3 separate regions of the Homo sapiens genome follow, and regions 1 and 2 are each linked to region 3. A link is an interaction called in ENCODE POLR2A ChIA-PET data of the cell type or tissue named here. Cell type or tissue: PC-9. All regions are shown on one strand. Each heading gives the region's core, and the rest is flanking DNA. Links, peaks and the distances in the headings are about the cores only.

Evidence for each region. Peaks named below come from ENCODE experiments on the same cell type or tissue, not always from the same donor. Only the 100,000 strongest peaks of a DNase experiment are listed, where the experiment ranks them.
Region 1: POLR2A ChIA-PET joins it to region 3 with 11 read pairs; 1 of 35 experiments calls an interaction of 5 or more read pairs at or near these places.
Region 2: POLR2A ChIA-PET joins it to region 3 with 6 read pairs; 4 of 35 experiments call an interaction of 5 or more read pairs at or near these places.

The regions. Positions count from the first base shown.
Region 1 is chr3:128,696,532-128,701,140 of GRCh38, reverse strand. No RefSeq gene overlaps it. Among named protein-coding and RNA genes, the nearest start is that of RAB7A, 27 kb to the left of the region's middle. In PC-9, for the core only: no CTCF peak of the experiment used is centred there; no DNase peak of the experiment used is centred there; H3K4me3 peaks cover 1,119 bases.
Region 2 is chr3:128,312,659-128,317,267 of GRCh38, reverse strand. The region is part of intron 4 of EEFSEC (eukaryotic elongation factor, selenocysteine-tRNA specific); the gene reads right to left. Among named protein-coding and RNA genes, the nearest start is that of DNAJB8-AS1, 150 kb to the left of the region's middle. RefSeq lists an enhancer at 491-1,043. In PC-9, for the core only: no CTCF peak of the experiment used is centred there; no DNase peak of the experiment used is centred there.
Region 3 is chr3:128,382,065-128,386,673 of GRCh38, reverse strand. The region is part of intron 6 of EEFSEC (eukaryotic elongation factor, selenocysteine-tRNA specific); the gene reads right to left. Among named protein-coding and RNA genes, the nearest start is that of DNAJB8-AS1, 79 kb to the left of the region's middle. RefSeq lists a silencer at 974-1,268. In PC-9, for the core only: no CTCF peak of the experiment used is centred there; DNase peaks (open chromatin) are centred at 2,683 and 2,963; H3K27ac peaks cover 1,925 bases.

The DNA.
Region 1 (4,609 bases), core at 207-4,206, 310 kb before region 3:
GTTTGAAGAAATGCTCCCCAAGGCCTCATTCAGCCACTGGCTCTGAAGATATCCAGGGCAGAAATGGATGGGCTGGAAGAGAGCAATGGTAAGTATGACAGAGGGATCTGGGAACTAGGTGAGTGAGAGGAGAGTGGATCCCAGAAGCAAACTTTTTACCAAACCCTCTTCCGAGGTGCATCCTTTTCATTCCCCTACTTAGTTAAAAAGCAACAACAGGCCAGGCATGGTGGCTCACACCTGTAATCCCAGCACTTTGGGAGGCTGAGGCGGGCGGATCACGAGGTCAGGAGATCGAGACCATCCTGGGTAACACGGTGAAACCCCGTCTCTACTAAAAATACAAAAAAATTAGCCGGCCGTGTTGGCGGGCGCCTGTAGTCCCAGCTATTCAGGAGGCTGAGGCCGAAGAATGGTGTGAACCCGGGAGGCAGAGCTTGCAGTGAGCTGAGGTTGCACCACTGCACTCCAGCCTGGGCAACAGAGTGAGACTCCGTCTCAAAACAACAACAACAACAACGACAAAACCACCACCACCACCACCAACAAAAAACACAACAACAAAGCATGTTGGAGGCCAGGCTTGGTGGCTCACGCCTGTAATTCTAGCACTTTGGGAAGCTGAGGTAGGTGGATCAGCTGAGGTCAGGAGTTCAAGATCACTCTGGCCAACACGGTGAAACCCCATCTCTACTATAAATACAAAAATCAGCAGGGCCTGGTGGCATGTGCCTGTAGTCCCAGCTACTTGAGAGGTTGAGGCAGGAGAATTGCTTGAACCTGGGAGGCAGAGGTTGCAGTGAGCCGAGATCACACCACTGCACTCCAGCCTGGGCGACAGAGTGAGACTCGGTCTCAAAAAAACAAACAAACAAAAAACACGTTGGTCTCAAAATATGTGTGTACAATTGTGAATTGTAAAATAATAATTTGGCTGGGCGTGGTGGCTCACGCTTGTAATCCCAGCACTTTGGGAGGCCAAGATGGGTGGATCACCTGAGGTCAGGAGTTCAAGACCAGCCTGACCAACATGGTAAAACCCTATCTCTACTACAAATACAAAAATTAGCTGGGCGTGGTGGCGAGCACCTGTAGTCCCAGCTACTTGGGAGGCTGAGACAGGAGAATCACTTGAATCCAGGAGTGGGAGGTTGCAATGAGCTGAGACCGTGTCACCGCACTCCAGCCTGTGTGACAGAGCGAGACTCTGTCTCAAAAAACCAGTAAAATAAAATAAAATAATAACTTTACAGTGGAAAAATCTGGTAGACCCCACCTTAACCAAATGATCACATTTAACATTCGTAATATTGTGCTAAACTACAATCATGAAGCCTGCACGAGTGTCACGTGTTTGTAGTCCCAGCTCCTTGGGAGGCGGAGCCAGGAAGTGTGCTTGAGCCCAGGGGTTCGAGGCAGTAGTGTACGATAGCCACTGCACCCCAGCCTGGGTAGTACAGTGAGACCCTGTCTGGGATACTGAATGTTCTCAACACCAAGCTGTAATCCCAGCTACTCGGAAGGCTGAGGCAGCAGAATCATTTGAACCCGGGAGGCAGAGGTTGCAGTGAGCCATTGCACTCCAGCCTGGGCAACAAGAGCGAAACTCTGTCTCAAAATAATTAATAATAATAATAATAATAAATAAAATATAAATTAAAAATCAAGATTAGAAAAGACAAAGGCTGATAAACTCTTCTGGATTAAGAGACTAAAGAGGTGTGACAACAAAATGCAATGCACCTTAATGGATCTTGGATGGACTAGGCAGGGAAAAGCCACAAAGGATATTGTTGGGACAATTGAACAAACTGAACATGGACTGTGAATTATGTAACGGTATTGTATCTTTTTATTTTATTTTATTTTATTTTTTTGAGACAGAGTCTCACTCTGTCGCCCAGGCTGGAGTGCAGTGGCGTGATCTCGGCTCACTGCAACCTCCGCCTCCCGGGTTCAAGCGATTCTCCTGCCTCAGCCTCCGGAGCAGCTGGGATTACAGACGCGCGCCACCACGCCCGGCTAATTTTTGTATTTTTAGTAGAGACGGGGTTTCTAACAGAATGGCTTTGTTCTTAGGAAATAAACCTTGAAGGTAGGGGTTAAGCAAAAAGATGTCTTTAACCTATCCTCAAGTGGTTCCGGGAGAAAGGGGAAGGTAAAGAAAAAACCTGAGGCGTGTGAGCTGCCCGGGGCTGGAGAGGGGAGGGCGCCGGGAGAAGCTTCTGCAGGCACCCTTAGGCGGCTGGAGCAGCCTCCACCCCGCAGCCTGCGGCCAGCCCTCCCCAAGCGACGCTGGGTCCCCAGCGGGACGGGAATGGCAGCTCAGGCTCCGGGCTGCTGTTGTCGGGGGAAAAACGGCTCGGCGCTGTGGCCGCTCCCAGGGGCCAGGCTGGGCCCTGGTGAGGCAGGCGGGTGGTTGTGGAGGGCAGAGGCTGGGAGCCCGACCCCTGAGGAAAAAGAGACAGCTGGCCTGGGTTGGGGGCGGGGGGTGGTGGGTGGGGTGCCGCGCTGAGGTCCTGGGGGAGGAGGGGGCCAGAACCCCGGGTCAGAAGGAGGCGGCCGGAGATCAGGACCGTGGGTTCTGCGGAAGGAGGAAAGCCGCCAGCCTAGGGTTCCCCTCCGCATTTCTCCCCGCCAAACATCCCGCTCCGCAGGGGGAGGGTCCCAGGCAGGTGGCAGTGGCTGAGCGGGTGAGGAGCCCAGCGGGGCCCGCGTGAGGCACGCAGTTCTAGGTGCCCCGGGAGGCCTGTGGGAGACCCAGGCGGGAAGGCTGCGGTAGCGGGCGGCTGAGCCGTCCCGAATGGAAGTCGCTCACGCAGGAGTGCAGGGGCCAGGGTGGTGGCGTCTGCGTACAGCCTTCTGGGCCCTGGGAAGCCTGTTTGTCACCGAGGCGGGAGCGGGGAAGGGCGTTCTTCCAGCAATTTTTAAAAATGTGATTCGCGGCCGGGCGTGGTGGCTCACGCCTGTAATCCCAGAACTTTGGGAGGCCGAGGCAGGCGGATCACGAGGTCGAGAGTTCGAGACCAACCTGGCCAATATGGCGAAACTCCGTCTCTACTAAAAATATAAAATTAGCTGGGCGTGGTGGCACGAGCCTGTAGTCCCAGCTACCCGGGAGGCTGAGGCAGAAGAATCGTTTGAACCCGGGAGGCGGAGGTTGCAGTGAGCCGAGATCGCGCACTCCAGCCTGGGCGACGAAGCAAGACTCTGTCTCAAAAAAAAAAAAAAAAAAAAAAAAAAAAAGGCCGGGCGCGGTGGTTTACGCCTGTAATCCCAGTACTTTGGAAGGCCGAGGCGGGCAGATCACGGGGTAAGGAGATCGAGACCATCCTGGCCAACATGGTGAAACCCCGTCTCTACTAAAAATACAAAAATTAGCCAGGCATGGTGGCGCGCCGCCTGTAGTCCCAGCTACTCCGGAGGCTGAGGCAGGAGAATTTCTTGAACCCGTGAGACGGAGGTTGCAGTGAGCCGAGATTGGGCCATTGGACTCCAGCCTGGCGACAGAGCGAGACTCTGTCTCAAAAAGAAGAAGAAGAAAAAAAGCGATTTGCTTCAGAATAAATGAGGACAATGAGGACACAGGAAGTCCTGTGTTCTCACAGGCAGTGAAGAAACAAGATTGGCCACTAGTTTATGTTATAGAAGCTGGTGATGTGTTCTTGGAGATTCAGTATTCTATTGTGGTTACTTTTCGTATTTTTTAAATTTTTTATTTTATTTTTTAATTTTATGTAGAGATGGAGTCTCACTTTGTTGCCCAGACTGGTATCTTTAAATTTTTTTTTTTTTTTTTAGACAGAGTCTCGCTCTGTTGCCCAGGCTGGAGTGCAATGGCACGATCTCCACTCACTGCAACCTCCGCCTCCTGGGTTCAAGCGATTCTCCTGCCTCAGACTCCCAAGCAGTTGGGACTCCAGGAGCGTGCCACCACGCCACGCCCGGCTAATTTTTTGTATTTTTAGCAGAGACGGGGTTCCACCACATTAGTCAGGATGGTCTCGATCCCCTGATCTTGTGATCCGCCCGCCTTGGCCTCCCAAAGTGCTGGGATTACAGGCGTGAGCCACCACACCTGGCTAAAATTTTAATTTTTAAAAACGTTTTTTAAAGTTTCTTTTTTATTTTTTGAGACAGGATATCGCTCTTTACCCCAGGCTGGAGTGCAGTGGCCTGATCAGGGTTCACTGCAGCTTCACCCTCCTGGGCTCAAGGGATCCCTCCACCTCAGACCCCATGTAGCTGGGACCACAGGCATGTTCGACCATGCCCAACTAATTTTTTTTTATTTTGTAGAGATGGGGACTCCCTGTGTTGCCTAAGCTAGTCTCGAACTGGGCTCAAGCAATCCTCCTGCCTCGGCCTCCCAAAGTGCTGGAATTACAGGTGTGAGCCACTGCACCTGGCCTGTTTTGTGGGTTTTTTTTTTTTTTTTGAGATGGAATCTTGCTCTGTCACCCAGGCTGGAGTGCAATGGCATGATCCTGACTCACTGCAACCTTTGCCTCCCAGATTCAAGCAATTCTCCTGCCTCAGCCTCCCGAGTAGCTAGGATTAGAGGCACCCACCATCATGCCTGGCTAATGTTTTTATTTTTGTAGAGACA
Region 2 (4,609 bases), core at 207-4,206, 69 kb after region 3:
TTCTCCTGGCCTGGCAGCAGACAGCCACAGACCTCCTGGGAATGCTGGCTGTCGTCCCCCAGCCAGCAGCACGCACTGCTTCTGCGGGGCCCTTGCTGCCCTATTGAGGCCTGGTACCAAAGGGTTACTGGCTCTGCTTGGAAAACTCTAACCCCCAGCCTGCCAGAACGTCTTCTATTTTTCTTTCTGCTTTCTTTAAGACCCCAGATGTGCTCTTGCACATCAAAAGAGAGCAACTTATAAAGTTAAACTAAATCAAGGGCTTTTGTTCTGAGGCATCGTGGCTGAACTAATTATTCCTGTATGTTGTTTAATGAAATAGTGGTGCCATATATTAAACCAGTTAACAGGATGAGCACATGAGTTACAAGGAAGGTCGGGGCTGGGATTATAAATTTAACTTTTTCTTAAGAAGAGATGAAACAAACCACTCAACTCCCTGCTGTCGTATGTCATGGGAGGGGAAAATGATGGCACTGAGCAGCATAGAGGGAGGGCTGTGCCCCGGTTCACGGTGCTGGCGGCACCGAGCTGGGCGGTAACCCCACGCTGCTGGCTCACCGCCCCAGGTCCTCTGTGCTGAGCTCCAGGCAGGCTCAGGGCTCACTCCTCATCCCCCACGTGCCCTTGGTCGCCAGATCTTCAGCCCACGTGACAGTCCTCCGGAAATTCAGAAACAGCCCTAAACCACTTCACACATGCTGAGATGCTGTGCAGCACACTTTCCCATAGCCAAAAACACTGGAAACCACGTGCCTGTCGATCATAAGGGGATGGGGCAAGAGTGCAGGAGCGCTCTTCTGTGGACCAGGATGCAGTGAGTGAAGAGAGGGGGAGAGCGGTAGGCATCGGTATGAGATGGTTCTGCTACATGCTAAGTGAAAACACTGACATAACAAACAATGCCTATGACAGAAGCCTGTTGTGCTTTTTATTCCTAAGTGTGTATATTAGGGTGTGGTGCATTTGTGTGCATTAAAAAAGGGTGAAAGAACACAGAGCATGCTCTTAACACTGGCTTTCTCTGGGAAGTAGAATTTTAGGAAACTTTAACTTTACCTGATAGTGAATTAATTATTCACAACAAGCATGTATTTCTATTATAACTGAATAAATACCACGCTCTTTGAAAAATAAATCCACAAACAAGCAGCAATACCTCTGCGCCACAGACTAGAATTAGAAGGGTGATCAAAAGGACTTGGTCTTTTCTGGCAATGCATAAAATATCACAATAAAAATATATTTCACGTACTACTTGCATAATAATTAAGAAAACATTTAATATTATGCAACCAATAAAATGGCAACAAGCTAAGAACTTTCAAAGATATGAGGACATATGAAACAGTGGTACCAGAATGCATCAGAAATAGTGACATTATATTTAGTAACAATTAAACATAGTGATCTCCACTATACAAATGTATAACATATAGCATAGGAAGGTGAAATAAAGGAAATTCATATAAAAGTTATCACTAGAATTATGGCCAATTTCTTTCCTTATAAACCCTGCCAAGGTGACACCACTGGCCCTGACGAGTATGCAGTTTTCAAGAAATGGAGCTTTACACTCCATACCACTGACAGTGTGCAGGGACTTCAAGCCCAAGGATGGCTTCTGACAAATAACTAATTGGCTACAACACAAGGTACCAATGGTAGACTCCCTCCCTCCCTCCTGGGCCTCCCCAGGAGCTCAGGCCCTGGCTTCTGGCAGAGGCCATAGCAGCCTCAGCATGGCCCTCGGGCACAGGCTCTGCTCAATACATCTTATTGGCCGTGTGGCCTTGAGCAAGGGCCTTACTCTCTCTCAGCCTCCATTTCCTGAGTATAAAGGCATGGAGGGTCCTACTGCCCATGATTACAAGCAAACTCAACTGTGGTCATCAATTCAAAGATCCTGGCTCACAGAGAGGGCTCAGCAGTCATTTTATTTTTCTGCTGATAATAATAGTGATATCTGACATGCATGGAGCACATATCACATACCTCACCCTGGGCCTAAGTGCTTTACATGCATTAACCCATTAATCTCCACTACCAATGAGGCAGGTACTCTTATTATCCCCCACTTTACTGCTGAGAAAATTAAGTTCCAGCAGACATAAATATCTTATCCCAAGTCACATAGCAAGGAAGTGGTAGCATTGATAAGTCTGGCTTCACAACCCAGCCATAATACACCACACTCTATTGCCTCTTTGATGTAAGTGTGGGCTCCTGTGTGTGTGTTAGGGAGAGACATTGGCTTCCCAAAGGCACATTAGGAAGCAGCCCTGAAGAGCAGGTGGTGTGGATGTTGATGGCTCCAGGCGACCCCCATCCCTGCCTTCTCAGCTACAGGTCTGCCCCAGGACTAAACTCCAGAGCTACACATTTGTGCACAGCACTGCTCAGCTCTTCCAAATCCCACTGGAGCAGTGGTTCTCAACCTGGGGTGACTCCCCCACCTCTGGGAAAGTTGGCAATGTCTGGACCTGGATACATTTTTGGTCGTCACATGGTGGGTGGGGGTGTTATAGATATCTACTGGGTACAGACAGGGATGTTTCTAAACATCCTACAATGCCCAGGACAGCCTTCATAGCAAAAAATTATCAGGTAGAAAAATGTCAACAGGCTGGGAGCAATGGCTGATGCCTGTAATACCAACACTTTGGGAGGCACAGGTGGAAGGATCACTTGAGGCCAGGAGTTCAAGACCAGCCTGGCCAACATGGCAAAACCCTATCTCTACAAAAACGACAAAAATGAGCCAGGTGTGGTGGTGCACACCTGTAATCCCAACTAATCAGGAGGCTTAGGCACAAGAATAGCTTGAACCTGGGAGGCGGAGGTTGCAGTGAGCAGAGATTCCACCATGGCACTCCAGCCTGGGTGATGGAGTAAGACTCTGTCTCAAAAAATAAAATAAATATAAATAAAATAATAAAATAAAATGTCAACAATGTTGAGCTTCAGAAATCCTGCACCAGAGAGAAAAAAGAAAGAGTTCCTTATTTGCTAAACATTTTCTGGATAACTCCCTAAAAACTGCTCTCAAGGACATTGAGCCACTGAAACCTCAAAGCAGACAGGATACACACAGCTGTTCTTACCAACAGTTGGTTAACGTGCTCTCCAAACAACTACTCTATGCCTCAATGAGAGGGAGAGAGAGAGCAGCATGTCCTTACGGTAGATTCCTAGGCAGAGGCTAAACAGACATCCACATGTACAGATGTAGAACCATCTTGCATCTAGAGTGGAGGAGATAAAAGCAAGGGGTAGCACACTGGGTAGGGCCTGGTGTAAGAAACAGGGGGAGATACATAAGCTTCCACATGCAGAGGTTATCACCAGAATGGCAGCAGCAGTGGCTGCCTAGGAGGGAGAGACCAGGGACCCAAGACAGGGGGTTGTCAGGGAGACTTAACTCTAATCACTGCATAACCTTGGCATCTTTTGCCTTTTTAACCATCTGCCAGTATTACCTTTTCAAAGTAAACTAACAAAAATGTGCTACATTCATATATGTCCACATGAGGGGCCTTCTCACACATCTCATGAGAGCCCGGGAACAGTTCTCTGCTGTGCTCATGAGGATGTCCTGGTTACAAGTGCCCTGTTAAAAATGGAGATGCCAAGAGCCTGACTTGCCAAAGCCCCGTTACCAGGCAGCGGTGAAGTCAGGTTCCCAAAGTGGACCTCCTCATGCCTGAGTCCTGGGTGTGGCATCCATAGACTCTGGGAGTGGGAGGCCTACCTGCCAGACCTGGCTGGCTGACCAACTAGCTTAGATGGTGACAGGGATGCCTGGGCTCTGAAGATGCAGCCTGGTCACTAACTGAATGCAACATGCCACCCGTGGCTCCCACATGGCATGGAAAGGCAAGAAGCACAAAGCTGCATCGACCAGAAACATGAGTGCAACCCTGTTGCCAGGAGGATAAACCCTTCCTTGCATCTCCATTTTGCCCTGTCCTTGGCTTTCACAAATGGTTACCCAGACAACTGCCCTTTTCCTGGACTCCCCCAATTGGATGTTGGCAGGAGACATCAATTTCTCTTTCAGGGAGAGGCACACTATCAACTGGCTGGGAGAGCCAGGATGTAGCCTTTTCCAAGAGCTGGCAGGAATAGGAAAAACCAGTTTCTACCCAGATTCTACAACATCCCAGGTGCTTCCCATGGTCATCCTCATCACAATGCTATGGCATGGAAATAACTTACAGACAAGGGGGCTGAGACCTACGGAGGCTACTTGACTTGACCAAGTTCACACCGCCAAGAAATGGTAACCCTAGACTTTAACCAAGGGCTGTATGAGTCCAAAGTTAATGCTCACCCTCAAACCAGACCATCTTCCCAGGGAACTATCTCTTTCTAGAAGTTTAGAATTTTCTATATATGGTAATGCAGAAAAACTGTCTTCTGGGTATTCTTTTACTAAAAGATACAGCTAAATGGTTAAGGAAAAGAAAAGGGAAGAGAAAAGAAAAATTGCAGAGGGCCTTCTCCCTCCTCCCCACAGCCTGGCCCAGGTCCCTTTGCCAATCCAGCTAGAGGAAGCCACACCTGCTGTAGCCCTGCCTGTCATCTGTACCTTGACAAGCAGGTCAGG
Region 3 (4,609 bases), core at 341-4,340:
AGAAGCAGATACGGGTGCCATACTTCCTGTACAGCCTTTTTAAAATTTTATTTTAAATAAATTATCCAGTCTCAGGTGTTCCTTTATAGCAATGCAGACTCACACAGCAGCCATGGGGCCTGGCTGTGCCACCATGAAGGCCTGGCCTCACTACCCTCAGCTGTGGTGTCACCTGTCACTGCATCCCCCCCCCACTGCCTGTCTCAGCTGATACCATATCCCACAGGGCTGGGGGCCCTGGGGAACTGGAGGGGATGTGCTCAGCATGGACAGAACACCCTGCTTTTCAAGAGAAACTGGAAATCTGGATTTTTTACATGAAAATTCCTGATTTTTGAGAACGTTTTCAGGGCATAGGTAGCCTGCAGCCTGCTAGGGTATGGCCCCAACTTGTAGGTCATTCTTTCTCTCCCTGGGGTAGATTTCATGCACCCTTGGAAGGCCCACCTGAACCCTACTTCACCCATCAAAACTCTCAAATCTCCCCCAGGACTTCCCAAATCTTTCTCAGCATCACTAGTTCTGCCATACCCATTGCCACCACTTCGACTATTTACTAAAGATTTCTTTAGTCAACTCATCTAACTCAATTAGAGAACATTCTATGCTGCCATAAGTGGAAATCCAGTCTCCCTTGACATAAATAGAGTACCTGTTAAAATCAACATGTAACTGTGAACATTCTTTGGGGGCTTATTTGTGGACTACCTAGAGTCATCCTGCACACGCCCAGGGTGGATGTGAGCAGCCCACTTGGGGAACTGCTGCTCATGTTCCACCGTGGGATGTTCCCTCCCTTAGAACCAGGCCTCCTTGGACTGTTCTGGGCTGACCTGCCTATCAGTGTCGTGCCCCAGGCCTCAGCCTCCTGCCTCTTGTTCCTCTGCCCAGATTCAGGCTAGGGAGCTGAGGGCTGCGGGCAGAGGGCCAGCCTCATGAGCCAGATCGTGAGTCCGGGTGAGGCCCTTGCACTCTCCAAGCTTAGCCAGTGAGTGGTGGAATGGAACTCATAAGTCAATGAGGTAACTCATATAAAACAGTCAGCACGTGCTGGGCATGTAGTAAATGTTAGTGTCCACTGTTGTTCTCATCGGGACTGGTGCATGGCAAGCTCACTGAGCTGTGTGTGGGAGGACACCCTGCAAGCCACAGCCGCACTCACAATCTGCTGCCTGTGGGTCAAAGTTGACCCTTAGGTATGTTTGCTTTGGCCTCTTCATGTGCTTTAAAAATTGTGGACTAGTTGTCAACATTTTAAAATGTGGGCCTGCATTCCCAGGGCAGCAGGTGGCTTGAGGTGAGCACAGGCTGCCCCTTCAGACAGGATGTATGGTCCCTGTACACCACACTCCCCGCTCCCCACTGCAGTCCCCCAGTCGGGCTACTCTCCTGCGCTGCCTGCCTGGCCCCTGTGGCCAGCTCTGAAACCTACAGGGTTGGGTCTTATCGTGGGTCTGAGCTATAGCAGCTGCTGGGACTGCTCTGGAGAGCCTGGAGGTGTCCAGACTGCATGCTACACCTTGGGGTGGCCTGGGGACTTTCTCTGGAGGAGGAGGGAGCTGGGCTAGGACAAGGTGCCTGGCAGCTATGCCTCTGCCACTCCTTGTCCTGGGCCAGGAAGCCTGACATCTATGGGGTTTGGTAAAATCATAATGGTAGGATGGTCTGCCTGTATTGGTCTTCCCCACATTCAAACAAAACCCAGTATGGACTTCCAGGGAGATAGCAGGGGGCAACTGGGGGGTCTGGGACCTGTCCCACCACTGCTGCTTTTGTGCGGGCAACCTGGGGACAGCCCTGCACCACTTTGGCCCTCAGTAATTTCCTCTGTGGAAGGGGGATAGATAATACCACCTCTCTTGGCAGACAGTGAGGAGGAGTCAGTGAGGAAACCCCTGTGCACTAGCCCAGCAAATGCTTGGGAAACAGCGGCTGAATGAAGTTAAAGCTCTGTTCCTCTGATGTGGTCCCTCAACGAGTTCTTGACCTTGGACGTGTTCCCTCTCCAGCCTCAGTTGCATTCCCTAGGGGCTCAGGGGTACAGCCACCTCAGGCCTTGTACCCTCCACTCCATCCCCAGCAACTGGCGTGCTTGTGCATGCGTGCATGTGGGAATGCTGGGAGAGACGGGTGCCCGCCTACAGGGCTTTGGTAAGGCCCCCACAAGCTGGCAATGCCACCTGTGTATGCTGGGTCCTGAGCACTTCACCCCCACACTCACTCTGCTCTGGTCTGCTCATCTCCATCCTGGGACACCCCATTCTGGCAGCTGGACCCCACAAATCACCTCTGAACCAGTCCACTCACAACATGGCCCATGAGGTCTTCTGGAGGCTCCATCAGGCTGCTGCAGGGGAAACCCCGACCTCTTCCAGCATTTAGGTATCTGGTTCCCTTGTGTAGTCCTCCACAGCCCAGCCACTCTGGGCAGCAGTGGTACCTTCTCTCCTGGGCAGAGCCACGGACGCTTCTGCCTGGAACACCTCTCCCCAGGCTGTCTCTCCACCCTCCTCCAAGATGGAACTCAGTACTGCCTCCTCTAAGAAGGCCTCCTTAGCTAGGCTCTGTGCCTGGGCTTCCTGGGGCTCACCACTTTCACAAAGATCAAAAAGAACTATATTAGCTTGGGAGTAGAATCTAGCCTCCATGGCATTTTTGAAATATTTGAACTACTAACTCACCTTTTAAATCAGGACATTTGACATACAGTTCTGAACTTCTAGTTTGTCTTGAAAAGCTAGAAGACTTCTCTTTGGATTCCTACCCTGCCACAGTGGGCTGGCGTGGGCCTGTGCTGGGCCCTGGGCACACCAGCTACTCTCTGTCACCGCTCATGTGCTGCTGCTTTTACCTGAGACTGGCTCCCCTCATTTCTGTCACCTGCCTGCCCCTTGAAGGCATCTGTATCTGAGTCTGAGCCCCTCCTGTCCCAGCCCTATGGCCCCAGCACCTCTGACTCAGGGCCTGGCACGAGGCCAGGAAGGGGGTGGTGCCTGCCAAGTGCTGGCTGATGCCTTCCAGGCCAGGGCACAGCCACCTTGCTCTCCTCCTCCAGGAAACCCAGTGTAACACACAGCCAGGAGCTCAGGCTCTATACCCAGACCACCAAGATCCCGACCCTAGTCCAGGCGCAGATCAGCTGCGTGCCTTCACAAAAGACATGTGACCTCTCTGCGCCTTAGTCTCCTCATCTGAAACATGGGAACAGGTTTGGTGTAAGGCCCAAGTGAGTTCATATAACAGAAAGTGCTTAGAACAGCGGCTGGCACAAAGCAAGGTCTAAAGAATGTTTACTATTTTTATTCCTTACCCAAATCACCCCACCCCATTCACTGAGCATACCTTCCCCATATTCACGGAGCACTTATTGTGCCCTGGGCCCTGTTCCAGGGGTGGGGGTCCAGCATGGTGTGAGTTATTTCTGTAACGGGGACAGGCTTGTAACCAATAGATGAATACAGGAGAAAGTTTCCGATAGTGCTAGATGCTAGGAAGGCAGTACAGCAAAGAGACAGCGGGATGGTGCTGGGTTTGGGGGTGTTCTTTTGGAAAGGGTATTCAGAGGGGCCCGAGGAGGCAGTGTGGGAAGTGGGGCCTCAGAGGCAATGAGATCTGAGGAACTGGGGGCAGGGATCCACTCAGGTCTTCCAGGAGGCAGGGAGGGGCTGGGGGAATGGGGGCGCCTCCAGCCAAGGCAGCCTGCCATCTCAGGGAGGCAGCAGGTGACTGCCCAGCACAGACTCCTCTGCCCGCTCCCTTGTGTGGACAAATGAGCTGGGTTGAATTTCCCGCCAGGGTCAGGGGAGTTGGGGAACCTGGAGGGAGAAGAGTAGGGGTTGCTTTTTCTTCTCTCTCTCCCTCTTTTTTTTTCGGGCTCATCCTAGTATGGCTCTGAGACTACGGAGGGAAAAAGGGCAAGAGTTGAGAGTGGCAGGAATTTATGAGCTCAGAGTTCAGGCTGCCTTTGGCAGGGGTAGGGGAAGAGGGCTCCTTTTGCCAAAACAATATTTAATTTCTTTAAGGCAGCCACAAAGCCATGATTAAGCTTGGGGTCCTAAAACAAGCCCATAAAATCGAAAAATATTTATCTGGAAGGGTGGCAAGTCCAATAAAAGTTTTATGAATGTTTTACAACTGCCCTGTCAGGAAGCTGGCCTCTCACTCACCTCCCCCCTGTCAAAAACACACCACACACACAAAAGCGTGAGCACGCACACACATACATGGACACACATAGACGTAGGCGCACCTGCATGGAGCCGAGCCCACACAGCTCCTGCTGGTGCCGTGTCCGCTGGGCGCACACAGCCTGCTCTGAGACGAGGGCATAGGGTTGCCTCTCCCTGCACGCTCCCTGCTCTGCTGAATCCTGGCACAGCGTGTCTGCCCTGGGCTTGGTTGGCATCCAATTTCCCATGACACTTGCCTCAAGGCCCAGGAGTCTGAAGGAAGCATTTCTGATTTGAGGCCTTGGGTTTCTCTCCACAAGCAGCCCAGAGGGGCTTACAGAGAGGTCATGATGGGCAGTGCTTTCTTCTTCCTGACAACCCCAGGAGCTGGGCGTCATAGCCCCCATTCTAGAGAGCAGGAGACTCAGAGAGGAGAGGGC